Regions from separate parts of the Mus musculus genome. Here region 1 is linked to region 2. A link is a loop called in an ENCODE intact Hi-C map of the cell type or tissue named here. Cell type or tissue: heart. All regions are shown on one strand. Each heading gives the region's core, and the rest is flanking DNA. Links, peaks and the distances in the headings are about the cores only.

Region 1 (15,237 bases), core at 2,995-10,994, 68 kb after region 2:
CTTCCAGTTGTCCCCACTTTCTCTGAGAACTGTAAAAAGACCCCACGCCCTTCCCCATACTGCCTTGTACGCCTGAGTCTCCTCCAAGCCCCGTCTGCCCACGGCATTAATCATTATTTCAATAGCTTCTTACACAGTAGGACAATCTTATTCAGTGTCCCCCTTGAACCCCATACCTGAAATCTTTTAATGAGGCCATCTTATCCAGCATTTTAGAAAAAATGTTTTTCGAAACATGATAAAATGAAAACATTTCAAATGGGGCTCTACAGGTTTTCCTTGTAATTGATACATAATGAAGAATACAAGATCAGCTGGTCAGCCAGGCTGGGCTCTGATATATGAGCAGAGGGTTAACCTGCCAAGACATCTCTGAGCCCTTGAGCAGGAGCCAAACAATAATAGGCTTTGCAGAAATAAGGACATTGTATCATTGTCTCATTTTTGATAAATATCCTTCCTCATGTTTGTAGACAAGGGTCACCATAAAGGGGAAGTTTGCAATAATGATGCAGTTTGATTCCTTATCCCTTTAACAAGATTTAGCATGCTCCCTTGTGCTGTCTCATGCTGTGCACTGAGCAGGATTACACACACACACACACACACACACACACACACACACACACACACACACACACACATTAATTACCCAGAGTTGTCAGGAAGGGGAACATTTCTATTTGAAAGCTGGCATGCATTCTTGCCTTGAACATACTTGAGAGCATCCTCTTCTTATTCTGCCCTTATTTATTATGACCCTGGTAAAAATTATTGGGTCCTGAGAGACAATCCATACATTCTCACTGGTTGGAGCAGCTATTACTGACTGGCTGGCCAACAGCCAGAGTGTCTGCTCTGAGAGGAGGCTGTGACCTCCAGGGAGTGAATCATACATGTTATATCAAACATATTCCTCTTTGTCAGGGAGATGCTATACGGTGAAGCATGTATCATACGTTGATATCTTGATAGGAGTTTTCCTGCCTGCTAAGAGAGATACCGGAGGGGCTGGAGAGATGGCTCAGTTGGGTGAGGGCTCTTGCTGTTCTTCTAGAAGACCTGGATTTTGATTTGCAGCACCCACAGTGGCTCATACTCATCTGTACTCTAACTGCCAAGCATCAGACACCCTCTTCTGACCTTGGCACCAGGCATGCAGGGAGCGCACACTCATACAGGCAGGCAACACTCATAAACATAAAAGATTCTTTTTAAAGAGAGATAATCCAACTACTAGGTGTGACTGGGAAGCATCCATTTGAGGACTTGACACTTAAGACTGTTGATGGAACAGTGCTGACAGGCACCGTGATGGTGTAGAAACTGCTAAATTAACCTTCCACCCTCCATCTCAGGTCTTCTTAGGGTACAACCAGAAAGGTCTCGTTTGTTTAGTCCACTTGCAGTCAGGTCTTCTGACTTGACAGCCACAATCATCCAAGTTGACACCCTTAAAGGAATGAGCTCCTAACGTCAGACATACTTCATACTTGTGTTTGAATACCGGGCCAACACTAGCAGGTTTCAAGTTTTTCTGTGCCATCATTTCTCTATTTTCTATTTGTGTGTGTGGTAGATGTGTATGTGTGTAAGCATCTGTGTGTGTGGAGGCCAAAGGGCAATGCTGGATGTCTTTCTTGCTCTTTCTCCATGACCGAGCCAGCTCAGGGTCTCTAGGGAGGGAGTGAGGATTGACAACATGAAAAGACAACATGATGCAAAGTGACTCCAGCCAGTGCTGAGGGTGAATCGGGTTTATTTTTTTCCAGTCTGCTTTGAAAGCATTCTAGGTGCATACAAAGAATAGGGTCAGTTCTTAGATCAAAGACAAAGTAGTCAAGGAACAAACAAGGCACAAACAGAGTAGTTAAGGTGTTAGCATTTTGTCTAAGCTCCACCCCACAGTTACCTGGCCACAGCCAGTTATGCCTGACTCACTATAAAAGGGGCTGCTTGCCCCCTTTGCTCCTTCTTGCTCTCTTGCCTTCTTGCTCTCACTCTGTTCTCTTGCCTCTTCCCCTACCTCTCCCAATCCCCCTCCCCCAACATGCTCATGGCCGGCATCTACTTGTCTACTCTCTCTCTCCCCTTCTCTGCCTCTACTACCCTCTTCACTCCCCTCTCCATGCCCTGAACAAACTCTATTCTATACTATCCCATCATGTGGTTGGTCCCTCAGGGGGAAGGGATGCCTCAGCATGGGCCCACAGAGGCACCCTCATCCCCCACACCTGACTACACCTCCACCAAACACATTCCTTCTCTATTTTTATAAAACACAACATATGGAACAAAGAAGGCACATACAAAGGTCCCATGATTACAGTATCCAGGGTCTTAACAAGACCCATCGAGTTACAAAGAACACCTTCCTTAGCTGTATTCACCTTGAACCTACGTCCTTGTCCTAGCCCAATGTCAAATTCCTGTCCAATTCCTAGAAGCCCCCAAAGCTTTCCACATCTCTACCTTAGTTTTCTAAGACAGCATCTCTTTCTGAACCTGGAGCTTGCTCATGAGGAAGGCTGTAGTGAGGCCAGTGAGCTCTGAAATCTGCCTGCCTCTGCTCTCCCCGCTCTGAGCTTAAAGGCATGTGGCACCATGCTCTTATGAGGGTGATGGAGGTCCAAACGCAGAGCCTCATGGTAGAGCACTGGAACTTTACCCACTGAGCCATCTGTTTCTGTGTCTGTGTCTGTCTCTCTGTGTCCGTGTCCGTGTCCGTGTCCGTGTCCGTGTCTGTGTCTGTGTCTGTGTCTGTCTCTGTGTCTGTCTCTTTGTCTGTCTCTGTGTCTGTGTCTGTCTCTGTGTCTGTGTCTGTCTCTGTGTCTGTCTCTGTGTCTGTGTCTGTCTCTGTGTCTGTCTCTGTGTCTGTGTCTGTCTCTGTGTCTGTCTCTGTGTCTGTGTCTGTCTCTGTGTCTGTGTCTGTCTGTGTCTGTGTCTGTGTCTGTCTCTGTGTCTGTCTGTGTCTGTGTCTGTGTCTGTGTCTGTGTCTGTGTCTGTGTCTGTCTCTGTGTCTGTCTCTGTGTCTGTCTCTGTGTCTGTCTGTGTCTGTGTCTGTCTGTGTCTGTGTCTGTCTCTGTGTCTGTGTCTGTCTGTGTCTGTGTCTGTCTGTGTCTGTCTCTGTGTCTGTCTCTGTGTCTGTCTCTGTGTCTGTGTCTGTGTCTGTCTGTGTCTGTGTCTGTGTCTGTGTCTGTCTCTGTGTCTGTGTCTGTCTATGTCTGTGTCTGTCTGTGTCTGTCTCTGTCTCTGTCTCTGTGTCTGTGTCTGTCTCTGTGATTTAACCCTCCTCATGTCATTGTGAGAATGAAATGTGATGACTGGTAGATAATGATAGCACAAATACAGCAAATGTGTGCTATTATGATTAATCATTATGATTAGTTATTATGGTTAATTATAATTAATGTTATTATTATGATTCCTACCTCCATATGAAGGCTAGAGGACAGGTGTGGGGAGGTGGGTAATCTGAATTTTGGCAGGCATCGGATGTAGCTGTAAACAGTGTCACCAGGGATTCAGGGAGAGTGGAGAAGAAGCAGTGAGCACCCACCTCCCTATCCTGCCTGGCTGTCCTGAAGATGCAGGTAAAGAAAATGTGGGTAACGGCCACAGAGGCCATTTGGTTAGCAGATGGGGCGCAAGAGTGCTCTAGGAATTTGAATGATCCAATAATGTTTAATAAGTGAGAGTTCCCGCAAAATAACAGATTTCTCTGTTACCAGTCTTTATGCTATAGGGAAAACGTAAAGCCTGTATTTGCTTGCAGTCACTCATAGGAAATCTCACAAGCAGCCGAAATCACCTTTACATTAGATAGAACGGTAACATTTCAGATGGGTCCCACACACGGAGGGTAGGCACTTAGGCTTCCCCTCAGCTGTAGGATGCTGGGTCACCGGCTCCCCATGCCTACATGCACTTCATTTAACTCCTCGTGTGTTAATTTTGATCCAGTCGCGTAACATTTAAACTTTAATTTCCTTATAGATGTGGTCAATAATAACAGGCGTTTCACAACATCACTGTGAGATCGAGTGGAGTCACTGTTCAGCACCGGCATGGATGAACTCATGGTAAATGCTGCCTTACGGTACTTGTTCCCCCAAAGATGGTGGGAGCCATCAGGCCTGGGGAGTGAGTCTCTTGCTCAAATGGAATTGTTTAAAGCGTCCCCTCCAGGGTTTGGGGGTGGGGGTGATGATCCCAGGCTCTCTGGCCTGAAGTGAAGAAACAGAAAGATGAATATATTTCAAATCCACCCCCTCTTTTTTGGGGGGTTGGGGGGCAGAGGTATGGCTCGGTCCAGTTTTATCAAAAAAAAAAAAAAAAAAAAAAAGCAAAAGCTGCAAGAGCCAGGCCCCTGCTGGTGATTGTGCAGGGCTCTCCATCTTCCCACAGAGGCGACCTGTCTGTCTCCTGTGCACAGGAAAGGAGGCTGCAGGGAGGTGGCTGACCAATGCCTGGGCCAAGGCTGGCTTTCAGTGAGCTTCTGGAGGGAGGGAGGCTTCTGCAGCCTTTTGCTGTAAGTAGAGGGGAGGGCGAGGGAGAGCCTGCAGGAGCTGGCTGATGGTGCCCTGACTACAGGCATGGGCAACTGTTCTCTGGAAGGAAAGGAAGTCGTGAAGGCCTATGATGAGTGGAGGATGGAGAGAAACAGGGAGAGAGAATCAGTGAGAGGAAGAGAGAACAGAGGGAGAAAAGGGAAGAGAGAAATGAGAGACAGGAAGAGAAAGGGCAAGGAGGAATGTGTCAGGAAGGGAGAGGAGAAGAAGAAAGGGACAGAGGGTGGTAGAGAAAGGAAACGGGGAGGGGGAGGGAGAGGAGAAAGAAGGAAGGAGCCTGCAGCTCTCTAAAACAGAGCTCTGGCTTCTGTCTTAGGTGCCTGGCAGGCAGAATGGAAACTGGGTCACAAGGTCCAATACCAGAGCTACTTCCTGCTCTATTAATTTACTTCACTTCTATCTGTCCTGCTACCCTGGCAAACAGGTCGCAGCCAAGTGATTTTCAAAGTGTGTGTGTGTGTGTGTGTGTGTGTGTGTAGTTCAGAGGAAACTTTATGGGGCCGGTTCGCACCTTCTACCCTGTTGTGGGTCCTGGGGGATCTGACTCAGGTTGCCAGGTTCCTGTAGCGGGCGGCCTTACAGGTTGAGTCACCTTGCTGGCCCTGAGTGATGTCTAATTGAAATTTACTTACTGTGACTCTCTGGAAACTTGACACAAACCTCTGGAATAGATAGGGGAGAAGTTAGATGACAAATATAAAGAAGCCCCCGTAACCAAAGAAAAGATATGGCCATCAGCTGCTGCCTGTGGGGAGGGATGACATTCAACCGCCTGTCTGCTCCTCTTTGCAGCTTTAAGGAGTCCCTGTGCCTATGGCTGGCCCACGCGCTGTGTGCAAATGCTCTTCCCCAGCCCCTCACAATAGGCTTTTGGCTGGATGGTGGGGAAGGCAGGGCCAAATAGTGACTCTGATCTTCAAGGAGTCGAAACTAGGATGGAAGACGTGTAGAGCTGCTTTCGCATAGATCTGGGTGGCTCACACTAATGTGCTGTGAGCTCACACTGCCCTCACACAGGGGGAAAGGGTAGTATTTCTGTGGCTTGGTGGTTGAAGGACAGGTGCAGGGGCTGTGGCGCCCCAGGAAGAGAGTCGGATGGGTCATTACTAGCTTGGGTGGCAAGGCCTGTCTAGGAGGCTGCAGTAAGGTTCTCTAGAGGTGTCCTGTCTGGTCCTTTTGGCCTCTCTGGGTATGTTGGGAGGAGGGATTGTGCACTAATGGGACTGGAACCTGGGTGGGGTTGTTGTTTGAGACAGGGTTTCTCTGTCCTAGAACTCACTCTTCAGACCAGGTTGGCCTCCAACTCAGAGATCCACCTACCTCTGCCTCCCAAGGGCTGGGATTAAAGGTGTGTGTCACCATGGCTGGGCACATGGGTGTGTTTTTGAGGGCTATGTGCTTGTTAAGGGAAGGATTGCGTCCCAGGAAATTAAAGCCAGGCAGCGTTGAGAAACTCCTGCAAGCTCCAAAGCTAGAGAGAAGGGTCTGGAAGGAGAAGGAATGAGAGAGAGAGACCGGCATGTACTCTCAAGGCCCCTCCTGCCCTGTCTGGGGGCGGTTCTGTCTGGTTTTAGCGTTCTTAGAGGAAATGGTTTCACGGGTGCTGTCTTCCAGCTGTTTGGCCAGCTGTGAGTAATGTCCTTCAATGCCCCTGACTGGCAAGCTGTTGCTTCTGGCACATCCGTGTGATTTGTTCCGTCAGGGCCGCCTTGCACCTGTGAGAGGTTACAGACCGAAGCTGAGGCCTGAGCTGTAAAGACTCATGACTGAGTCTCTCTCTCTACAGAGAGTCCAGCCTCTCTCTCCAGGGAGGGCCAGACACCAGCACACGGTCTTGTGGACTATGGCAGGAGGTGTAACCCTTCCCCCCCCATTTACCTCAGAGTGTTATGGAAATAACGATTGGGAAGTATTTTTTAAGTGGAAGCACTCCTGTTTTTAAAGATATTTGCTTGTTTAATATGTAAGGTGGTTGTTCCCAGATCACAGAAAGAAATGTATTGGAAATGCATAAGGGACATTTGCATGTGGTCGGGAGATAGAGGTGTGTGTGTGTGTGTGTGTGTGTGCGCGCGCGCGCACTGCAGAACAAAGCCACCCATGCCATGATGCTTCTCATTCAAGTCATACTGTCACTTAAGTTGTACACTGTTGCTTTGGGAAAGGAAAGGGGATCTTCAACATTATCATTGTCATCGTTGTCGTTATCATTGTCATCATCATCATCACCACCATCGTTTACTTAGGAGACAGGGTCTCCTCCCTATGTAGTCCAGGTTGGCATCAAACATATGGTGATCCCCCTGCCTCAGCCTCCAGAGCACTGGCATTACAGACATGTGCCACAAGCCCAGCTTTACCAAGCAATACGTCCTTTTAGTGGTATTCTGGGACCACACTGCATATGGGTTGACACATTATGACTCCATCTTTGCACAGAGCTGGTATAAAAAAACAAGCCGGTTGTTCATCAAAGACTTTGAAAGCATCCTCAAAGACAGTCTTTGGAGTGGGGCTGACCTGTGTTTGACTCTGGGAATGGGTCAAATCTGAGCTCTTTGTCTGTGTTGGAAACTGAAAGGGGCTGGCGTGTAAAGACGCCCATTCTGGCTGGCTTCTGCCCCTCTGCGTTCTTAGCCAAGACTTAACAGGCTTTGGGGGCTGTACTCTGTACTGGTGACTGCTGTGTCTGCTGTGTCGCAGAGAGTTGCCCCAGGGGACCCAGGTGGGTAAATGAACAACAGCAGGGATTCCTCCCCCTCCCCCCACACCCCCAAGAAGAAAGGCCTGCAGATCCTGAAAAGGTTTGGGTTATGCCTGCAGAGTACAGAAACCTCAAAAGCTGACTGAAGTTCTGAGGAAGCTATTTTTGAGTGGCGGCCTGCTGTGAGGAAAGCTTTCAGGGCAAGCTTCTTTCAGGCTCATTGTAGCTTCCCACCCGACCAACCGACCAACCGCCTGTACTGCCTCTGGTGTTTATCTCCATCTACTGGCGTGAAGGTGGACTCTCCTTCCATTGAGAGGCAGGCAGTTCTGGCTGCCTTCATGTGGATTAGCGTAGAGACCTGGTAAGAAGGGGAAGTTTCTGGAACAAAAGAGAGCCAGGATTGTTTATTAAAGAAGAGAAATGCTATTTTACATATTGGTACGGGCAGCCTGGTTGGTGTCCCTCCAGTCAGTATCTTTTCTGCTGAACTTATGGTAGGCAAGCTGTCTTTTCAAATGCCTGGAGAATGGTGGTGTCCACTCTACACCCAGGGCTTAAAACCCCCACTAGTATTTAATTTGCTTTCAAATCTGTCATTTGAGGAGAACAGCAGAACAGCCCATGTCTATTATGGTCAGCATCTGCTGAGACAGCCCAAAGGCTAGGCAGGGTCACCTGGCAGCCGTCGGCTTGGCAAGCTTTGGCTAGGACCTCGGTTAAGGCTGTTGGCTGAACACCTGTACTGGCCTTCTCTTCATGGCTGCTTGGCACCCTCTGAACAGGGTGACTGAGTTCCAGGAGAAGGTAGTTCCGGGAAGGTTGGCAGAAATTCGGACCTAGTTTCGGAAGTCACTCAGCATCGTTCCTGCCTTGCCACAGGTGGCCTGGACTCAGGAGCCTAAACCCAGGAAACAATGGTGTCTCTCTGTGGGAAGGGCTTCAGCACCATGTTTTAAGACGCACAGCTAACAGCCATAGAAAGTCCTGGCTGGGGCATGGTGGCATGGCTGTCCCAGGAAGTATTACGAAACACCAAAGCAAGACAGTTTTGTCTTAAAGTTTCCAACGCAGAATAAGGGTGTGTTAGGGTGGAGAGAGGGTACTGTAATGGAAAACAGAATTTGCTGTTTAACCAGTTTCTGTTCATTTGTGATGCATTCTAAGAGGTAGAATCTGCTCTGCTTTTACATCACAGAATGAAGTCTCGATTAGGGCCTTCTCGATGTCAAGGGTGTTTGTCTAAGATTGGTGGTATGTCTAAAATTCGTATGGTTTAAATTTTCATACATATGGAATTTTTGGTAGAAAGGGATTCCGATTAATTGATGATTAGGCACTTAGAATATTTATTAAATAATTTAAGTATTATTAAGTAGCTTGTATTATATATTTAAATAATTAATCATTTCTTCATTAATGATATTTTACTTAATCTTATACCAAATCCCTACTAATAGATTCAGTCATTATCATCTTTTTTGTCCCAATAAAATCATTCTCTAACTCACAAGCCTAGGCGCTAAGTATCTGGATATAAACGCAGATGCACCTTAGCCACAACTGAGTTGCGCTCTCTGGACCTCCATTTTCTTCATTGTAAGTTTGGAATATTTTGTCATATGGACACTGACATACAAGATGTCTATTTGGGGTACCTTGAGCTGTGTGAGGGAGATAGCCCAGATCACTTTAGCCTGTCTCCCAGGATCTGAAGGTCCCAGCAATGGGAAAGGCATTCATATGACTACCATGGAAATGGGGGTGAGAGCTCTTTGTAGTGAAGGCAGTTCCCAAAGGTAATAGCTGGTGGGTTTCCAGGCCCTTCCGTGGGATCAGTAGTAGATCACTTGTGTGGCATGACAAGGCCTTAGGTTTTTGGTTTTTTCTTTCTGTGTGTATGGATGTTTTGCCTGCATGTATATCTGTGCACCATTTATATGCCTGGTGCCCACAGAAGCCTGAAGAGGGCATCATATTCCCTGGGACCGAAGTTACAGGTGGTTGTGAGCTGTGAGGGGTTCTAGGAATTAAACCTACTGACTGGTCCTCTGGAAGATCAGTGCTCTTAACTGCCAAGCCACTTCACCAGAAGGTTTTGGATTTGATCTTTACACTACACACTAAATGACCTTGGTCACACACCAGAGTCCAAACTAAGACCTCTTTCAAGCCATTAATCTTCCCTCTTTCTACTTTCAGCCATGCAGACTTACTAAACTCCATACTGGAAAATCTTTTACATATGTTGGAATTTAGTTTTTAATTAAAATGTATATTTTCTCATGATCTTAAACATGTATAGGATGTACTGAGATCATATCCACAAACCCCGCTGCCTTCTCGTTTCCGCCTCCTACTTTCCTGCTTCTGTGCTTGTGTGTATGAGTAAGTTTAATTAGGGCTGCCTGCATGAACATGGGGAGGGAATAGTTACTGGAGTATGTGCTATACCATTTGAAGAAAGGACTCCCATTCCCCTAGCAACTATTAACAGCCAGTTGCTGTGGTGTCTGTGTGTGTGTGTGTGTGTGTGTGTGTATTTCATCAGTCCCTCTCTATACATGATGAAGGACCACATCTTGTACAGGTTTTGTGTAGTTAGCTATGAACGCAACGGCCACATCGTATCCAGAAGATGAAGTGCTGAAGCTGGGGTCTGTTATCCTTCATAGACACAGACAGCATGCGCTGGAGAGGAACGGTGTAGAGATTGGAATGTTGATGCTAGGCGTCCAGATGATGTTGCCTGGGTCGGAACCTCAGTCTTGGGTTAGAACACTTTTATTTCCACAGTTTGAACATTTCTAGCTTCAAAGAAATGTGTCTAAAGGAGAATGTGGATGTGACAAACGGGCTGTGGGGCTGTTCCCACAGTCACAGGGACTCCTCTGAGAAAGCATTTGCAGAGATCAGACAAGATTAGGTCAACAATGTGCTTGTACTTTTATTATAAAAGTAAAATAAAAAAGTAAATAGCATTTATAAATTCAACATTTCTTCTTTTAAAGTATTTGATTTAGAAAACATATTTACAATAGTAAAATGCATAAAACGGGGAAAATACTATTTTCAGCACTGATTGTAGCATGTTTTAAATATTGTAAGTTCATGTGTTTTTTATTTTTAAATCACAGATAAACCACATTAAAAAAAGAAATGTCTTTTTTTTATTGCGCATCAAGGTACTCATTTAAAAATATGTTTTTCCTTAATCTTAATTTGAATGCACAACTTACAGTAGATGGCTAGAAAGGACACCGGGTGGGGACAGCGACACCTTTTAATGACAGCAGGAACCCAGCGGAGGGACAGCAGTAACAACACAAAGCAAATGTGATCCAGTAGCAGCAGAGAAAGCTCAAGACACTGCACCTGAGCCATAGAGTGCAGCTGAGCGAGCGAGCGCCATGATTGCTAGACACCGTCTGTGCGTGGCAACTACATTTCATTTCAGAACCAAGAAAGGACGCCAAATTCGGAAGGCCTTGAATGAAATCGAGTGACCCTGCAGGCCGGCGATTCTCCAGCACCTTTGGATTCGCTTTGCCTTCCTCCTTTGGGACGATGCAATGGACTGTCAGGGCTTTGGTTTACACAGTGTGGGGGAACGGCCAGCAGGCTAAATTTTGCCTTCAATAGGTCCTTCCTGCCCATAACCGTGGGGCATTTTGTTCAGAGATAGCAGTGGGCTGTCTCCAGTAAGAGACTCTGTAAAGCTGAGTTTGCGGAAGGATGTCTCCACACCACTGTCACAGACGCTGTCACTATCCCGGAGTTCATCTGCGGAGAAAGCACAGACTCATGAGGGGCTGAGTTAGGCCATGGCAAGGGCTTTGTTCTGCCTGCTGTCCCTGTCACCTTCAACTGTCAACTTCACACGTCTAGAATCACTTGAGGAGGGAGGTGCAGATGAGGGAGGGCCCAGCCAGATGAGACTGGTCTGTGGGCGTGTCCTGACAGTTAACTGACTGGAGGAGGACCTATCCTCTGTAGACAGCACCACTCCCTGAGAGGCAGTCCAGGGCTGTGTAAGAAAGCCAGTGGAGCATGAGCCCATGAGGCAGCAAGCCGGGGTGCTCAGCAGTTTCAGATTCAAAGTCTTTGGGTTCCTGCCCTGAATCCCTTCCATGATGGATAGGAGCTGGGGGCTGATATAAACCCAGAGAGCTTTGTCACAGTGCCCTAGAGCACCATCCACAGCAGTGGGCTCCCTCCCAGGCTCCGTGTGGACTATGGTATGGAGGGTTGTGCTTGCTAGCTCCTGCGCAGCACGGCATCCCACCTCCCCATCATGCCACCGGTGCTGCTTGGCTGTGTGAATGGCAGGGTTATCAAATGACATTAGAGAGTGCTACAGGGTACATCAGTCTTTCTGTTGAACAGAATCTGTTCTGAATTCTCTTGGTTCAGGATAAACATGTTTTCCTTTGTAAAGTGAGGCATATTTTTCTAACTGCTCTATCATTTTACCTTTTGTCTTTTTTTTTTTTTTTTTTTTTTTTAACGGCTGGGCAAACTGCTGAATACAAGGCAAAATAAACTCATAACAGAAGCAGGAACTAAAAATGGCACCTTTCTCTGAGCTGTATGAGCTTTTAAAGAATACACATTGCCTAGAAAATTTTCTTTTGGTGCAAGAAAATGAGGCTTTTTTTTTTTTTTTTAAATGTGTCTATACCAAAAGCTTAAGTTAAATTCTATCGCCTGAAAAGCATTCCTGGGAACCAGAGCAGATTATTTCTGTACAGAGTGACTAAAGAAACAGAAGCATAACACTTACTAAGCAAATGTTTGACTCTCATCATTGAATCTTAACGTCAGAACACTGAGACTCAATGACCATGCCAGAGCGGTGTCCTGGTGTTACCTCATCCAGTCAACTGTCTGTTGTGTAACAGGGACTGGGCAGCATTTGAAAGGCTTACTGTGTATTATGGTTCGGATCTTAAAATGTCCCACAAAGGCTGTGTGCTAAGTAAAGGCTTGGTTTCTAGCCTGTGACATTATCTGGAGGTGATACAACTCTTTGACTATGGGGCCTCACAGAAGGAAGTTAGGTCATGGAGGGCGTGGCTTTGAAAGAGATCTGTACTGGGGCTCCTCCCCATCTCTGTGTACTTCCAAACACCTTGAAGTGAGTAGGATTCCTCTACCATGTGCTTCCTCCGTGATGAAGGGTTTTGCTATACCCCGAAGGCAGTGGACCATGGGACCTATAAAAACTGTGTGCCCAACCAAATCTCTCCTAAGTTGGTCACAATGATGGAAATTTAATACAGTATTTAAGTATTTGCTTTGTGTTTGTGGGATGTGTGCTCATGTGCAGGTGTGGGGTGTGGGGAGGTCAACATTGTGTGACTTCCTTGTTCCTTCTCCATCTTGTTTTTAGAGACTGGCCAGTGAGTCCCGTGGATCCACCTCTCTCGGTGTCCTTTCCTCTATGAGTGGGCTACCGGGTTGTACATATTTGTCACCCTACCTGGCTTTCCCAAAGGTAGAGGAGGGGACACTTGCCGTGTTCCTAGCTGCTAAGTATTTAGTTTTTAATTGTGACTGGAGCCCTATCATGTCACATCACCGTGGTGCAGAGAACTGATGGAGGGGCAAGCAAAGAGTCAAAGAGGCTGACTAGGAGCCACTGTTGGAGTTCAGGCAAGCAGTGAGGATGGGTGGAACTTGGCATCTGCCAAGAAGAGATGCCCTTTCAGGGTTAAGCATGAGGACCTGAATGCCAGAAAGTATTCATTGCCACTCTTAGATTTTGTTACAGCCTGGCTATACTTTTGACAGTCATGGCCAGTATGAGTTTGTGCAAGAGCCAAGAGTTGTGTGAAGATGATAAAAGTTTATTCGGCCGTAAAGAGAGATGAAACTTGCAGGTTAATGGAGAATACTAATCAAGGCAGCCCAGAGACATAAATACCATTCGTTCTCTCTCACGTGTGGATCCTAGCTTCCAACAGTCACGTATGTATATTCATGTGGAAGTGAGCGTGAGCAGAGGCCAGAAAACTAGCAAAGGCCTCCAGGGGGCGGAAAACAGGCTTTAAAGGGATGGAAAGGGTAGGGAACACATGTGAAAATGGGAAGGGAGCGAGTGCGGGGGGGGGGGGGGAGGGAGGGAGTAGAGGGTCCAGGGCTGGGGCGATGGGAGCTGAGGGAGTCATGAGAATAAACCAGAACTAAGTATGTATAAAAATGCCCTAAGGACCCCAGTGCACACATACATGCACAGGAGTGAGGAGGAGGCAGCAGGGTGGGTGTGGGTGACAAGGCCCTGAGAGGACACTGGTGAGTGAGGGCTATCAGCTGTGACAGGATGAGTGTCAATCGGGCAACGTGGAGGAGAGTGTAGGAGAGGAGGGGACAGAAGCAGATGGCAGACAGAGGTGGTGAGCTGACCAGCAGTTATCATATTCTTCTGAGAAGTTTGAACTCAACTAAAGGGTGTAACAAGGAAGTGATGTCTCGTTTTTCTCTAAATTTCTTTCTCTTTTAAAAAATCTGTTTACTGTTTATTGGATATAATACTCTTAATGATGACATTTTTCTACTGAACTTGGAGGCTGTGTTTACCTGTAGATTCCCCCATATGAGAAATGCGAACAAAAATAACAGCATGTATCATACAAACGTGAAAACATGAGCTAACCAAAGCGCTATCAATGGACAAAGCCATTCATTGAGATGTAACATTAATCAAAGCGGGGCTAAGCAGCCTGTGGCCAGGCGGGCCAGTGTTTAAAGATGAGAAGTTACATCCTAGCAAGAGGTTCTCCACAGCAGGTGGGGAAGGAAGGACAGTACAGGACAAAGAGGCAAGAATCAGGTGTCCAGGACCTGCTGAAGGTGACAGGCAGGCTCCCAGGGGAGGACTGCCCCAGGTGGAAGGCAGACATAACCTACTGAGCCCAGATGGAAGGCCTGCCACCCGGGTGCTGGCATAATACAAAGATGGGAGAATGCTAGTTGTTCCTGGTCTCAGTGGAGTTTGTGGCTAGGGTAGAAAATGAACAAGAAGAAAGGGTGCAGAGGTTAGAGAAAGCACGGGCCGGGAACAATGACATAATTCAAGCCTGTACCGAGATCCATTCGTACAAATGCATGTGTTGGGGGTGACAGGTGGATGTTAGTGTGGGAAGACAAAGGCAGGACCATGAGCAGGGTGGGAGCTGAAGGACGGGGAGTGCCGAGGGAGGGAGGAGGTGGGGGACCTGAGGGTGGTGGCATGAAAGGAAGGGTCATACAGTATGCATATTTCCTGGGTCCTACTTCTTGTCCTGTGGCCCAGGGCTGTGCACCTTTCTTAGAATCTTTCTCCAAATTTAACAAATATGAGAAGTAGTGTTTCTTTAACCCTCCCCGCCATGTCCAGTGTCTACTGGGATTCTAAGTGACCTATATGCCAATGTGAGTGTCTGTGGGAACTGCCTGTTCCTGTGTGCGCAGAGGAGCACTGTGGGGAGGGAGCGGGTGGCATGCCACAGAGGAACACATGTCAGGAAAAAGACTAGGGAAAGGGAGTGTAGTGCCACGTCCCAGAGCACAAAGACCTTGCCAGCGAGGAAAGGAACTCTCTCAGCCTCTTTACCTATGTGCTGCCTCGTGGAGGAAGACGAGAGAGGCAGACAGTGGACCTGAGCAGTGGTCACGGGGCTGGAGGCTGTGGTTGCCGGGGTGCGGAAGGCTGCCTGGATCACTTCAATGGCCTCTGTGTAGCCCATCTGTTGCAGGGCCTCCATCAGCTCTTTGATGGTACCCCCAGAGACCTGGTAGGAAAAGGGAGAGTATGTTCGTGTGTTCCAGCCTGTTTGCAGGCTGTTAGCGTCCCTTCTCTGTGTCTGCTCCAGAGAGCTGGGGGGTTTGGAGAGGGCAGGGAAGGAACCTGAAGAAACACAGTGCTTAGGTTCTAGTTCCCATCTTGGATCAAATCCATTCAGAAAAATCACAGGAGAGGTG
Region 2 (15,237 bases), core at 4,259-12,258:
AAAAACAAAATAAAACAAACAAACAAAAACTATTAACTGTTGAGTCTTCTCTCTAGCACCAGTGGAATAGGTCTCAAAGGGAAAAAATTGGTGCTACAGCAACTGATTGGCTTGGATAATAGATTTATATAAATCATTCCTCTTTGTATTATAGTCGGGGTCACTGTGACTTTGCTATCGGCTATGTCAACAGCCCAGGAGGGCTACAAAGCTTGGCTCCTTGTCCTTTAAAAAAACGGATAGATTTAATTTTTTTATTTTATTTGCATTAGTGTTTAGTGTGTGCCCAGTGCCCAGGGAGGCTGGAAGAGGACCTTGGATCCCTTGGAAATGGAATTACAGATGATTGTGAGCCACCAGTTGAATGCTGGGAATCATATCCTGGTCCCCCGAAAAAAAAAAAAAAAACCAAGTGCTCTTAGCTGTTGGGCTACTTTCCAGGCATTGTTCCATTCAGCTTTTACGATGTTGCTGGGGAATCAAACTGAGATCTTTAGACCTTTGCAACAGTGCTTTGCCTGTTGGTCCATATCCACAACTCCTAGTAAGTCTGTCAGCGCTTGGCCCTTGACTGGCTGCCACACAGAATCAAGCCCACGGGCTGCAGTTTGCTAACATGGATAATCCAGGAAAGCTGGATCCTATGAGTGTGGCAGTGAGTGTACTTACTGCCTGTGTGGTCTCTACTCAGCCCCCAGCAGCGCTCACTTAGAAAGCGTAGTGAAAAGTAGGTTGGAAATGCTTAAGGTCTCCAAGGAATGGGAGTTTCTGCTGAACTTTGGGCAGTAGAGGGCAGGAGATGTGCTGCCCCCTGGAGGCTATCCGGGGTAGTGGAAGCAAAGAGCAAGAACTGGGCCCTGGGAGAGAAAGGAAACGTGTCCCAGGGCGGTCAGATTTTATTTACTGCCAGGACTTTGGAGGTTCTATGTTTGGCTTAAAAGAGGCAGCCAGAGTCTCTTGGAGACCGTTCAGTGGGTGAAGGCGCTTGCTGCCAGGCCTGATGGCTGAGTTCAGTTCTCGGACGCCACACAACGGAAACGCAGAACTGATTCTCCCACCGAGTCCTCTGACCACCCACATAGGTGCTGTGGAGTGTTGCCCTGCTAATTAAGGTCAAAGTCTACCATTGTCCAGATAGCCTTCTGAGCTCTCACAAAATGGTGGACTCTCTTTACCAGCAGGGCTTCTCCTTCTCTGACCTTCTCCGGAGAGTTCAACCCCCACCCCGGTCCCCCATCTCCCCTCTATCTGTGGAATGTCTTTGGTTAGATTACAGGTTCAGCTTCCTTTCTCCTGATAAGAACTGGATCGGCAAGCACCTGAGATTCCTGGGATGCCTCTCTAGGCTAATGAGGCGGCTCAGTTTAGCCTTCAGCCAATGACCTTTGTCCATCCTGGATTTTCCTACTCCTTTCCCCTAAACTATCTAACCATTGATTCACCCCTAAAAACGTTGGTCTGTCTCCCTAAAACTGATCCTGGAATGACTTCATTTTCTTTTGTACTCACAGGCCATCCAATACCCTGTTCAACCACTCTGCCCACTTCGTCCACGTGGGCCGATGGCCGATGGCCCTGGGGAGAAGGGAGACCCACGGTGGTGCATGCCTGAGCACTCTCACACATATAAACAAATATATAATAAAAAACAATCAATACAAAGGGAGCCGGTATCTATCTCCGGACACGTTCTCTGATAATGAGTATTATTTGTACCGCAGAGCTCTTTCATTTCACGCATACTGTTGGGAATTTTCTCCCACATCCTCGTCGTTTTACAGCACTGGGCACTGTTCTCGGGGCCTTGCATATCCCACCACTGGGCCGTATCTGCAGCCTCTGATCCACAGCCCACATTCTCAGTGTTAATCGTCTGACTTTCCTAGGCCAAGAGTTCATTAATTTTTAGGTGATCAATAGTCATTGTTTGTTACCTATTTCAATTGTTTATTTTTAGCATATTTGGCTACCATGTTTATCTTGTACCAACAGGATCCTTACTACAGATTTAATGACCTGAACTATAGATGGATTTCCTTAGATAACTGGACCTACAGCACGGAATTTAAAATCCCCTTTAATCTCAGGTATGTATATTTTTATATATACTATACTAATATACTACATCCATATATACTATATATACTATGTCCATATATACTATAGTATATATACTATGCCCATAGATACTATGTACTATATAGTATATTATAGGGCTGGCAAGATGGCTCAGTGGTTAAGAGCGCCGACTGCTCTTCCAAAGGTCCTGAGTTCAAATCCCAGCAACCATGTGGTGGCTCACAACCATCCATAATGAAATCTGATGCCCTCTTCTGGAGTATCTGAAGACAGCTACAGTGTACTTACATTAAATAAATTTTTTTAAAAGTATATTATATATACTATATTATGTATACTATGTGCTATATACTGTATTATGACAAGATTTTCATTTATGCTTTATGTCTGCTTAGGTTGTATATCAATCAGAGTTAAATCAGATTAGACTTTTGTGTTATCGAAGTGACTGTGTAATTTATTTTTCATTTTATATGTGAGGATGGGGCCACTGCTCATCAGTCATGACATTGCGTTTTAGGGAATAATTGCTCTAGTGGTTATACTGAAGTCACCTAAATCCCATTTTATATAAATGCCCTGGACTTCCCCAGTGTCTTGGAGAATGTATTGATGTATTGATCAGCAGTACTTTTTGTGAAGTTATTCTGTGTGTGTGCATGTGTGTGTGCGTGTGTGTATGTATGTGTGTGGCCAAAGGAGAAATGCCAGGCGATTTAATCAATTACTGTCCACTTTGCTTTTTGTTTCTCTGAACTTTGAGCTCTCCAATTTTGCTAGACTGGTCAATGAGTCGCAAGGGTCCTCCTGTCTCTGCCTCCCCCGTTCTGGGCTTGCCGGCAAGTGCTGCTGTGCCTGTGCCCATCGTTTATGTTGGTCTGTAAATTGTGCTCAAATTCTTCTGCTTCCATGGCAAGCGAGCACCTTACTGACCAAGTTATCTTCACAGGCTCCCTCGCCACCACAGTGCTTGTGTGTGTGTGTATATGTGTGTGTGTGTGTGTGTGTGTGTGTGTGTGTGTGGTGTGTGTGTGTGTGTGTGTGTGTGGTGTGTGTGTGTGTTGTGTGTGTGTGTATGTGTGTATGTGTGTGTGTGTGTGTGTGTGTGTGTGTGTGTGTGTGTGTGTACGGGGATGGTACTAGGATCTGAGCCTAGAGCCTTAGGCATTGAAGCACGTTTCCCCCATCTACAGTGTTGTTAGTGCTATACAACCATTGATACTGTCAATCCCGAGATTCTCTGGAGAAAAACCAATTCCACCATTTTGGGCCAAATTTGAAGCAAGCTTTATTAAATATTAAGTACTGACTAAGAGATGGACTTTGGTCAAGGCCATTCCTGGAATTTCCAAGCTGAATGGCCCTGAGACACTGTTGCAGGGGTTTATAAAGACAAACCCATAGGCCACCATACTTTCCCATGAGGCTTTTGTTATAAGAACTACAACTCCCAGCATTCCAGGAGGTTACTTGGTCCTTGGGCAGGGGAAGCTTACAGGTTAATTTTGGTAATACAAAACTATGACCTTAACCTTACTCATGTGGCCATAAAGAAAACTACAAGTATTGCTTTCAGCAGTGTTCTGTTATCATAAGAAAATATTTCTAGGCGAAGCAGACTGTAAGCAAGTATACAAGCCACCATTATTACTAAATTTGAACAATTTTCTTGTGTATGATTTTTTTTGTTATATTACTTATTATCGCTTTAAAATCTAAAGCCACAGGATAGGGTAAAGAGCCCGTTTAGTGTGCATAAGACCCTGGGTTCAACCCTCAGTGTTGAAAATGAAGCCAGAATATTACGATCAATATATTAGGAGAACCATGCCACATGGTAGTCCAAGTGGTGGTGCAAGCTACTGCGTGTCAGGCTTTTCTTTCCAGATAATGCTTAAAATATTTCTCACAAGAATCCTGTCTCCCACTACATAGTGAGTTCCAGGTTACTCTGGGCTCCCTGAGACTGTCTTAAAACAAAACAAAAGAAAAACAAATAGCACAAAAATCCCAGACAAAATCCCATTTCCCTTTGAACATAGCACATCCCAAATCCAGCCAGCTGACATCCCTACTCAAGTAGCTTACATCCCAATAGCCCATTGCTCTTCTTCATGTAACACAGGTGCCTCTTCCCAAGCTTGTGCCAAGGGATGTGGATTTGCCGCCTCGATCTTTCTCCACTGCCTTCTCCCATTATGTCTAAGTTTGCCTGGCATTTCTCTTAGTAGAGCCTCCTCACGTTCCGGTTTTGACTTTACCCAGAAACTGCAGAATCCAGTGTCTTGGGTTTGCCTTTTAGTCTCTGATGGTGTGAGAAAACATTACTTGCTTTTCCTCAGGAAGAGAAAGCCTGTTTCATGGCTTCATAAAGGAAATACTGGCTTCACTGCGTACCTGTGACACTGGCCCCACCACCCCTGGCCCTGCCATGGACCCCCAACTTGTTCAATTTCTCCTTCTCAGCAACTCAGCCCAAATGATGTGTCTGAATAAAGAGTCTGTCTTTAAAGTAATTGACACTATTAGGGCTTTGTATGGTGGGGTGGCATGGTTCTCTGAGACCCAGACTCTTCTACTTATCTTAACAAAAACAATTTTATTGAACTCTGATCTTTATAACATGAAATTTGCTTAATTTAAAGAACAATTCCATGGCTTTTAGTATATTCAGAGTTTGGCAGTCATCACCATTATCCTGTTTTTTTTTTTTTTTGGTTTTTGTTTGTTTGTTTGTTTTGTTTCAACTTGATGCATACCGGAGTTATCTAAGGGAGAACCACAATTGAGAACCACAATTTCTTTCTCTCTCTCATTCTCTCTTTCTTTCTTTAGTTTTTTGAGGCAAGGTTTTTATTTGTTATAGCCCTGGCTGTCCTGGATTCAATTTGTAGACCAGGCTGGCCTTGAACTTACAGAGGTCTGCCTTACTCTGCCTCCCTGCTAGGATCAAAAATCATGCGCTATCACAGGTAGATGTGGTGTAAGAAAATGTAGGACACTTTCATATATGTATATATATATATGAAGCAGCGTTCTTCTAAGGCGTCTGCTTCCACTCCTGCCTCCAGAGCCTGCCTTCGCTTCCCTCACTGGTGGAGAGTGACCTAAATTGTAAACTGAGATTACCCCTGCTTCCCCAAGTCACTTTTAGTCATGGCATTTTTTTTTTTGTCTCAGCAATAGAAGCCCTAATTAAATCAGCCATCATCAGTTACTCATTAGTTATCATTTCCCGTTCCCATTCACTGTTCCTATCCCAGCCTAGACAGTCAGTAACTAACTCACTTTCCATCTGTAGATGGGATGTAGCACTGCTAACTGATGGAGCACATTAGAGACATTGGTCCTTTATCAAGGCTTCCTTTGATTAAACAACCACAGTACAGCAGTGTTCATCATGATTTAGTTCCTTGTTACTGATGAAAAATATTCACTTCTTTGACTTCTTATTCACTTCTTTCCTATTCTCTTCTTTCTTACACGGTGAGCCTCCGCTAGCCCTTGCCCAGTAGATCAAGAAGTTTCTGTTTGAGTCCTGTGTATTGTGGGCTTGAATGCCATCCAGAGTACAAACTTCAAATTCCAGGTTGTTCCTTGTAAGGCTGAGCAAAGTACCGAGCACAGGATTCTCCATCATTGACACTAGGTCATGGTTAATGTGTTATCTAAGATTCAATAGCTTTGACAAATGTTTTCTGGGTTATCTAAGAACTCTGGAATAACTGGGAGAATCAACTCATTTGGAAATTATAATTTGTGCTCTTGATTTTATGGCAAAGCTCTGACAGCCACATCATAGGACTGGATCACTCAAAGAAATTATTACAGCTAATGTCAAACTGATACTCCTGAAATTTGATGGCCTTAAGGTTAAGGGTGTATAGTTTCCTGTGGAATCTTTACTTTGTTAGTTCTTAACTGATGACAAAGAGACTTACATGGGTTAATGTTTTAAAAATCTTTTGTTGTCTCTTAGTGAATGGCAGAAGGTAAAGTTGATCTTTGATGGAGTTGACACGGTTGCAGAAATCCTGTTCAACAATGTCACCATTGGGAAGACAGACAACATGTTCACTGGATACGTGAGTACAGGGCTCCAGACTCACAAGAGCTGGCCTTTATGTTCGTGAACCGGGAAGGATCGTTGTGTAATTTGCCATACGTCAAGGTCAAGGCCTTTGAAACACTGGTAAATGACCGGGCTTCTCAGGTGCCCCGTTTGAAGGCTGTTAGGGGCAGTGCCAGTCCCATGGTGGTTCTGTGGGCCTCGAGGAAGGAAATTACAGCTCCAGCTTGGCTGTTCACTCCTCAGTGGTCTGGTGATCCAAGTCCGTGGGAAATGACAAGTGACAGACAATTTTAAAAGGAAATCTGTTCTGAAATTGTGCTTCCCTTCTGTTTCAAGGGTGTGCTTTGGAAAGCAAAACTCACTGATGACTTAGAAATACACACCGTGTGTTTCAGTGGGTCAGGTTGTTATATAGTGTCTAGGAATCTTTGGCAGCTCAAGGCCATGTGTACAGGTCGTTCCAGGGATGAAGATACTTTCTGTTCTGCATAGTTCTCTAGGGCCGTATTCCTGTAAAAATAGGAGAAGCCTAGGAATCTGTGCTTGGACAGGAGATTGGAGGTGTAACTAAAGGCGTCCATTAAGTTCTCTTTCAGAGGGATTCCTTCTGTTAATGAAACTAGCTCTAGACATGGCTGTAGTGTGTATCTTTCATGTAGTCTACCTTTATCTAAAATGTTATACACAAGACTAGGTCTTCCTAATGGAGCTGTGTTTCCTTCCTCTGTCCTGCAGAGCTTTGACGTCACCAACGTAGTCAAAGACGTGAACTCCTTAAAGCTGCAGTTCCGGTCAGCAGTGCAGTATGCAGAGTGTCAGAGCAAGGCTCACACTAGCTACCGGGTGCCCCCAGAGTGCCCCCCGGTGGAGCAGAAGGGTGAATGTCACGTCAACTTCATCCGAAAGGTAATGAATGTTCGTTCGCTCAAGTGTGTGTGGGCTGCAGCGTTGTGGCTGGCAGACTTGAAGGCTTGAAAACAAGATTTTCTGAATTTTTGTGGTGGATTCTCATTCTTCTAGGTTTTCTTCCTGGAGCGTGTTTTAGAATTTAGGTTCACACACACACACACACACACACACACACACTGTGGATAACAGAACTTGATGTTATATCCTAGGTTAGCCTAGAACTTACTATGTTGTTAAAAGCGGCGGTCTCCTGCTTTAGCCTCCCAAGCCTTGGGATTACTTATATGAACAACTGCTAATAATAATATTATTAATAATATGGGGAGCTGCTAATAGGACTTTATAAATTATTATATTTTTTTCGGGCAGGGACTCCTCTAGCCCTGGTGGGTTTCAAACTTGCTATGTATCCAAGGATGACCTCCAATTTCCAATCCATCCCCCACCTCTCTACAGAGTGCTGAGTTTAAGGTATGCACAATCTTGCTTGCTTTTATAAGGCCCTAAGGATGAAACCCAAGGCTCTGTGCATGTTAGGCAGAGCCCTGAGATAATTCTTCCAACTGCGTGACAGTCCCATCTCTATAAGTTATTTTATAGCATTGATATTTATCAAAGCTGTTACCAGTCGTGAAAACTTACTAGTGAGTCTTGTGACTAGCAACCTGCTTGAAAGAAATATATTTTCAGCTGGGTGTGGTGGTGCACACTTTAGCTCTAGTACTTGGGAGGCACAGGCAGGTAGATCTCTGTGAGTTGGAGACCAGCCTGATCTGCAGAGTGAGTTCCAGGACAGCCAGAACTACATAGAGAAACATCCTATCACCCCCACTCCCAACCACCAAACAAACAAACAAAAAAAAAAAAAAAGAAAAAAAGAAAAAATTTTTTCCTGAGATATTCTCATATTTTACTGCTAGAACCTTAAAATATAGAATGGGAAGGTATGATCCACAGATGATTTTTCTTTGAGGCTTATTCTGTTCTACGGTACTTGAACATATACTAATGCATGATTATTGTATTATAACTGTATGTAACATTTAGGTTTGGTTGGTTGGTTTCTGTTTCTGTTTCTGTTTTTTGAGACAGTGGCTCACTATGTAGCCCCGGCTAGCCTAGAACTCATCATATAGACCAGGCTGGCTTTGAACTCACAGGGATCTTCCTGCCTCTGATTCCAAAGTTCTGGAAGACATTTTAGCTTTTAAGAAGAAAATGTTACTCTTCTTCTCCCCTGCCTTCCCCCGCCCCGCCTCCCCGCCCCCGCCCCCTTCTCGGACTGGTCCTGCTTGCAAATGTTACTTTCTTCATCAAGTGTTTGACCCTTCTAAAGTCTCTACATCTCTGCTTCCTCCTCTGCTCAGCACATTAGTCGCCTCTATCTTTTCTACTTCCCTCCTCCCTTCTTGTCCGTCACTTCTCATCACCATGGTAACACGCTGAGTTGTACAGATTGGGGGTTGGCGGAGCATCTCTTTTGATTTTCAGTTTCAAAGGTACTCAGTCCTTGCTCTCTGGCTCTGCGCCTGTGGTGAGGTGGAACAGCAAGGTAGAAGGGAGTGCGGGACAAAGCTGCTTACCTCGTGGCGCCCCGGAAGCAGAGGGATACGGAGGGAGTGACTGAGATAGGGTGTACCCTCAAGGGCACGCCATCAGTGATCTGTTTACTCCAACTGGATCCCACATTCTAGTTCCTGCCAATTTCCAAGACAACCTTTATTCTTTGCCTCTGGGTCCAGTCACTTCTTGCACAGCACGTTGCCCTAGTCACCTAGCCGGTATTCCCACAACTCCATTTGCCTTCTTTCAAGTAATTATCCACGGAGCAGTTGGCATGGTCTCTTCGGACAAAAATGCCCCCAGCATCCCTATCCTTAAAACAGAAACTGGGACTTCTGCGTCCATATGTACTGAGGTAGGGGCTGATAAGACTAGATATGCTTTTCAAAGTTCATAATTTTTATCTTTCAACAGCTTGGCACCATCAGGAGGCTAATGTCCCAAGCTCCTAGCTCAGTCTTCGCCCCACCTCCTCCCGTTGGAGCAGGCTGCATCCTGATGACATTTGCACAAGCATTTCCTCTGATAGAGGCCTTCCACTTCCTTTCCCTAACTCAAGGTGGAAGAAAGAGGCTTCCTTGCGAGAGATGCCTGACTGTTTGGTCCTGTGTATGAAACCTGGGGCCTTGTGTATAGAAGCAAGCGCTCCCCTGCTGAGCCACATCCTCAGCTTAAAAGTTTTTGTGTTCCAGCGCTGTGCGTTGATGTACCCCAGCCCGAGTCACAGGGCGTCACAGGTACTTTCTGAATCAGTGAACGAACATCCTCGTTGGCTGAGGGAATTAAGTGATCTGAAGCTTGGTGTGGTGTTGAATATTTTGTTCTCTCCTTGCTGCTGTCTTACCTGGGGTTATCATTGCTGCAATGAAACACCGTGACCACAACCATCCTGGGGAGGGAGGGGTTGATTTTACTCACAGTCCCATGTAACAGTTCATCATCAAAAGCAGTGAGGGCAGGAATCCAAGCAGGGTGGGAGGCAGGAGCGGATGCAGAGGCTGTGGAGGGTGCTGCTTATTGGCTTGCTCCTCATGGCTTGCTCAACCTGTTTTTTTGTAGAACCCAGGACCACAAGCCCAGGGATGGAACTGCCCACAATGGGCTGGGCCGGCTCACATAATCACTAATTAAGAAAATGCCCTGCTTTCTTGCCTGTATAGCTCAATCTTTGTTTGTTTGTTTGTTTGTTTTTTAAGACGGGTTTCTCTGTGTAGCCCTGGCTGTCCTGGAACTCACTCTGTAGACCAGGCTGGCCTCGAACTCAGAGATGCACCTGCCTCTGCCTTCCAAGTGCTGGGATTAAAGGCGTGTGCCACCACTGCCTGGCCTGATGAGTCTGTTGCTTTTGTGTACATGATGTCAGGGATAACCACTCAGGGACCCCTTCCTGGGAAAGTGAATCCTCCCTCTCTCCACAGTCACTTGAAGGCGGTTGTCTTTTGCTTAGGGGTAGGACCCTGTGAAAATGTCCCCACTCATTTGGTCTTTCATTGTCCGGGTCTTGTTTAGGGAGCCATATTGTCACTGTTGAGGTTTCATGGGTACGGGGGTCCCAGCAGTCCCAGCAGACTTGCAGATCTTCCGGCTCTTTCAAATTGGCCACCACCTCTTCCTTAATATCTCCTGGGCCCGGGTGCAGGAGCCGTGCTGTGGCTGTCCTCATTGTGCCTGGGAATTCTGGTGATCTCTGTATTTTGACTAGTTGTAGTTTTCTGAGGTGGTCTCTGTCTGCTGCAAAAGACAAGTTTCCTTGGTGAGGGGTGAGAGGCACACTTTCATTTTTCTCTGTAGTAGAAACGTACTTATCTTCTTCTGACATAAATACAAAGTGAAGGAAGCCATTCTTGGGTGAGAGCAGTGCGGCTGGATCCCCAGTACACACACCCACATCCCCTGTACACACACCCACATCCCCTGTACACACACCCACATTGCCGCCCCCCTCCCCCTACACACACTGGCATCCCCTCGCTCAGAGGGCGTCTTTTCCAACTCAACTTTTCAAAGCTGAACTCACAGTGTCATAGATTTTTAATCTTGAAAAATTTTTTATTCTTAAGAAGTAAAGAAAATTTTCTGTTTGATGGGACTTTAAAAAAATTCTGGGTTTTTTTTGTTTGTTTGTTTGTTTTAAGTTAAACTTTCAGATTAGCACACAAAGGTTTCATTTTGGCAGTGTGTACACCAGTGGCTTTCTGGTTTGCACTCCGTGTTCCCTTCCCCACGGGTCTCACTGGATCCCCAGCCTGGCCCTGGCTGGTCCCCTCCCCAACTAGCTGGTCCCCTCCCTTTCTTTTTCTATCACTTGGATTCCATTACTCTTTCTTTTCCTCCCGTTTCCTTGAGAAGTTGATTGTCAGAGAATCATTTCTTGGTAGTTGAATCTGAACCTTTGTAACTTCATAATTGGATTTTTTTTTTTTTTTTTAGTGTCCTGGTTCTCAGACAGGTAGTTGGCAGACAAGATCATGTCTCTCAGATAGCTACTCCAGTCAGAGTCTGAAGTCTGAAGTGATTGTTTGTGGGTTTATGTGTATCTCTCTCTCTCTCTGTCTCTCTCTCTGCGTCTTTCTCTCTGTCTCTGTCTCTCTCTGTGCACCTGGTACTCTTTTTTTTTTTTCCTTTCAGTATAACCTTGGCTATCTTGGAACTCATTATGTGCCCCAGACTGGCCTAGAACTTGCAGACCTTCATTTCTGCCTCTTGAGTGCTAGGATTAAAGGCAAATGCCACCATCGGTTTGTATTTGGTACTCCTAAACGAGGACTTTTGAGTTCATACTTAATGAGGTAGGGAATAAGGCTAGTTTTTTTTTTTTTACATGTTAATAATATCTTTATCTTTCAATGAGCCTACTCATTCATCGAGTTGTCATGTTTAATACAGGAGTGGTTAGGCATCGCAGTGTTTTGGAGAACTTCAGAGAGAGAGAGAGAGAGAGAGAGAGAGAGAGAGAGTAAACATTTGCAGGGTGTGGTGGCCACTGCTTGTAGTCCTGAAAGCCCAGGACTAGGGGTAGCCTTGGTTTCATAGTGACAATTGAAAAGCAAAACACAAAACAAACAAGCAAACAATAAATAGCAGTGCTCTGACATAGTAGGTTTTTGAAGAATGAATGTGAAACAAGGCATAACTAGATTTTCTGTTCTTCTTGATAAATTTAACCATGGCACTAAAGTGGGCATTTTTGGTTATAATAATCATAATAGCCATCACCATCTGTATAGCAAATGACAGTAATAATAATGTACAGCAAACTAAGTCTGCATTTCTCAGCCTACGTACAGTTTGGTTGGGCACCTGTCGCTCGGGGCGTTTTAATCAAGCCATCACCTCAGCCTGACTGGGGCTGACAAGAGCTCTGAGCTCACCATGGCTGTTGAGAAATTTTAGATCTATTGTCCAAGTCTCTCACTCAGGCCTCCCACAGCGCTGCTCCAGGACACAGCAGCTGGCTCCTCTCTTGGCCAAGAGAGAGCACGGGACAGGGCCCCAAGCAGAAGGGGCCCTTCTTCTATAATCTAATTTTGGAAATGACATCACCTCTGCCATATTCTATTCATAGGAAGTGGCTCTCTTTATCTAGCACATGCGCAAGGTTGGTGAGCACAAGAGAGCACGGACGCCAGAAGGGAGACTCTGAGCTCATGCACACACACACACACACACACACACACACACACACACACATGCTTGACACCCAAACACAATTAGTTAGGGGCTGAACTGTGTTCCCCAAACTTACACGTTGAAGTTGCAACACTCCCTCTACTCAAGTGTTTTAGAATGTAACTGTGACTGGATTTGGAGTCCTGATCAAGGTGACTAAGTTAAGCAAGGTGTTTAGAGTAAAGAAATGTGGACAGCAGTGGAAGGGATGAGGAGGCATTGGCTCCCATTGGCTGGTGCACGAGGAAAGACAAAGGGAGCCATCTATCTGCAAACACATTTCAGTGGGTGAAGCCCCACCCCCTCCAGTCTAGCGTTTTGCTATGGCATCATTAGTAAACTGCTGTACGCGTGTATATATAATATTTTAAAGATAGAATCTTGCCTTTTTTACTAACTTTTCTTTTTTTTTTATTTAAAAGGTTTATTTATTATTATTATATATAAGTACATTGTAGGTGTCTTCAGACACACCAGAAGAGGGTGTCAGATCTCAATACAGATGGTTGTGAGCCACCATGTGGTTGCTGGGATTTGAACTCAGGACCTTCGGAAGAACAGTCAGTGCTCTTACCCGCTGAGCTATCTCTCCTGCCCCCTTTTACTAACTTTTCATTTAGCATGTATCATAGTGTCTTCGTACACACATATCTTATCCTTTGCCTACTTCTCCTTTTCTCCCCTGAAATTCCAGGCACAGTGTTCCTTCAGCTGGGACTGGGGCCCTTCCTTCCCCTCTCAGGGAATCTGGAAAGATGTTAGAATCGAAGCCTATAACATTGCTCATCTGGATTACCTCACGTTTTTGCCAGTATATGGTAAGTCAAGATTTGCGATTTCTTGAAAAAAAATTTTTGAGTCTTCTTTTTATTACAAAAAGTCTGTTTATAATTTGAAATATAAGTATATTCTTCAGGATCTTCTTAAAATAATGCAGAATAGCCAATTTATAAAAGTCTGAAATACATGCAAATGGTTTGTCATGAAAACTTACAGCATAAACCAGGCCTGTAGATAGATACCTGCTAAAGTATTTATTTTGGGGGGAGGGAGGGAACCCAACAGGAAAGGAAGGAAAGAAGGGGCGTCAGGCAGGAATGGTGCATGCCTTTAATCCCAGCACTTGGGAGGCAGAGGCAAGCGGATTTCTGAGTTCGAGCCCAGCCTGGTTTACCGAGTGAGTTCCAGGACAGCCAGGGCTATACAGAGAAACCCTGTCTCGAAAAACCAAAAAGAAAGAAAGGAAGAAAGAAAGAGAGAGGGAAAGAAAGAAAGAAAGAAAGAAAGAAAGAAAGAAAGAAAGAAAGGAAGGAAGGAAGGAAGGAAGGAAGGAAGAAAGAAAGAAAGGTTGATTTCCTTTCACTCATGCTCCCTCCCCCCGCCCCCCACCTCACACCTGAGACAGCCTCCCACCCCAGCTACCCTACCCCAGCTCCCTCCTCACCCCATGCCGGGTAGCACCACTCTCTGTCAGAGCAGTTTCCACTGTCAGTTTCCTTTCACACTGATTTTTTTTCTTAATGTCTTATTGATAATGTATATTTATTTGTTTCTAAATGTATTTTATGTGAGTATGTATACGGTGTATGAATGAATATCTGTGCAGAGGCCAGAGAGGACCTCTGAGTCTCCTGGTTTACCATTCTCTACCCTATTTCCTTGAGATGGTGTCTCTCAGTGAAACTGGAGCTATGCAGGGAGCCAGCAAGCTCCAGCCACCCTCCTGTCTCCACCCTGCCCCCCAGCACTGGGGTTACTCACAGCCAGCTTTTGACATAGGTGCTAGGGCCTGAGCTCAGGTCCTCCTGGTTTTGCTCGCCCAGCGAGCCATCTCTCCAGCCTGCCTTTGGACTCACTGAGCTGAGCAGGGCTGTTGGTCTCTGTTTAGTGTTTAAGCCATGTCCACCAACTAAGAGGCTCTCTCCACTCTTGCCCTGTCCACACACAGATGCTTGCCTCAGCCCCGGGCTCCTCCTTCGTTCTAGATGACCTGCCTAGGAGTGGAGAAATAGGCTGTCCTCTCAGCCTGACTGTGGCCTGCCCAGCGTACAGCTGCCCTTTACTAACAGCTTCACTTGGGAAATGTAAAAACAGACAGGAGCCGGGCGTGGTGGCGCATGCCTTTAATCCCAGCACTCAGGAGGCAGAGACAGGTGGATTTCTGAGTTCGAGGCCAGCCTGGTCTACAGAGTGAGTTCCAGGACAGCCAGGGCTACACAGAGAAACCCTGTCTTGAAAAAACAAAAAACAAAAAAAACCCCAAAAAACAAAAAGAACAAAAAACCAGACAAGAATTTGTCGGTCCTGCTGAGTGTCTTATTGGCAGTTGTTGATGTTATCTGTCTATTCCCTTAGTTTCTATTTTTTGTTCACTTTTGAATTATTTTTCCCTTAAAATGCCAGTGTCCTCCCTTGTCCTTATTTTGAGTGGATTCTGCCCCGAGGTGTTTTGCTTTCAGTACAATTTTGAGGATTTCCTCTAAATTGGCAAGGAGTTCTGGTTGTTGAGTCAGGTCACAGGGCTGTGTTAGTCAGCCGCGAGCCTGCCTGCCTGGCCAGTTTAGCTGGCAGCTTCCTGAAAATCAGCTGCTTGCATCTGTCCTGTAATTCTGATGGGAGTCTGGGAAAATGCAGGGTGTTGGAGTTGACACATTCCGTGATTCAGAGGTCACAGAGACCTGTCCTCCACCTTCTTTAAATGCACAGGACCACAGTTCCCTCTGGCCTCTCGGTTTCTAGTAATGATTCAGGAGGTCAGAGCTCGGGAGGCTGCCCGTGAGGGGGCCATCGGGAGAAAGTCACTCCAGGCAGCTAGCTGCCTTTGAACAGCCTTCTCTGCCCATGAGATGAACCACCCTCCTCTTACACAAGCAATGGTCACGGATTGCAGACCATCCCATGCCTACCTGACCGTTCCCAGCTCCTTGTTGTTTCTTAAACCCTCT

The links. A loop is a pair of places that touch in the nucleus more often than their neighbours do. Peaks named below come from ENCODE experiments on the same cell type or tissue, not always from the same donor. Only the 100,000 strongest peaks of a DNase experiment are listed, where the experiment ranks them.
Region 1: a loop joins it to region 2, with 1.9 times the contacts of the local background. A loop is called at or near these places in 3 of 42 quality-filtered maps.

What each region holds. Positions count from the first base shown.
Region 1 is chr3:135,574,458-135,589,694 of GRCm38, forward strand. It overlaps Nfkb1 (nuclear factor of kappa light polypeptide gene enhancer in B cells 1, p105), which reads right to left. Exons shown (of 25, transcript NM_008689.2): 24 at 14,870-15,047; 25 at 10,198-11,058. The coding sequence ends at 10,898. Among named protein-coding and RNA genes, the nearest start is that of Gm46827, 26 kb to the right of the region's middle. In heart, for the core only: a CTCF peak has its summit at 7,571 (motif pointing left); DNase peaks (open chromatin) are centred at 4,914, 6,174, 7,204 and 7,534; H3K27ac peaks cover 3,532 bases.
Region 2 is chr3:135,504,917-135,520,153 of GRCm38, forward strand. It overlaps Manba (mannosidase, beta A, lysosomal), which reads left to right. Exons shown (of 17, transcript NM_027288.3): 2 at 1,993-2,087; 3 at 6,059-6,164; 4 at 6,887-7,057; 5 at 12,987-13,110. Among named protein-coding and RNA genes, the nearest start is that of Manba, 27 kb to the left of the region's middle. In heart, for the core only: CTCF peaks have their summits at 7,024 (motif pointing left) and 9,158; a DNase peak (open chromatin) is centred at 12,115; H3K4me3 peaks cover 675 bases; H3K27ac peaks cover 3,602 bases.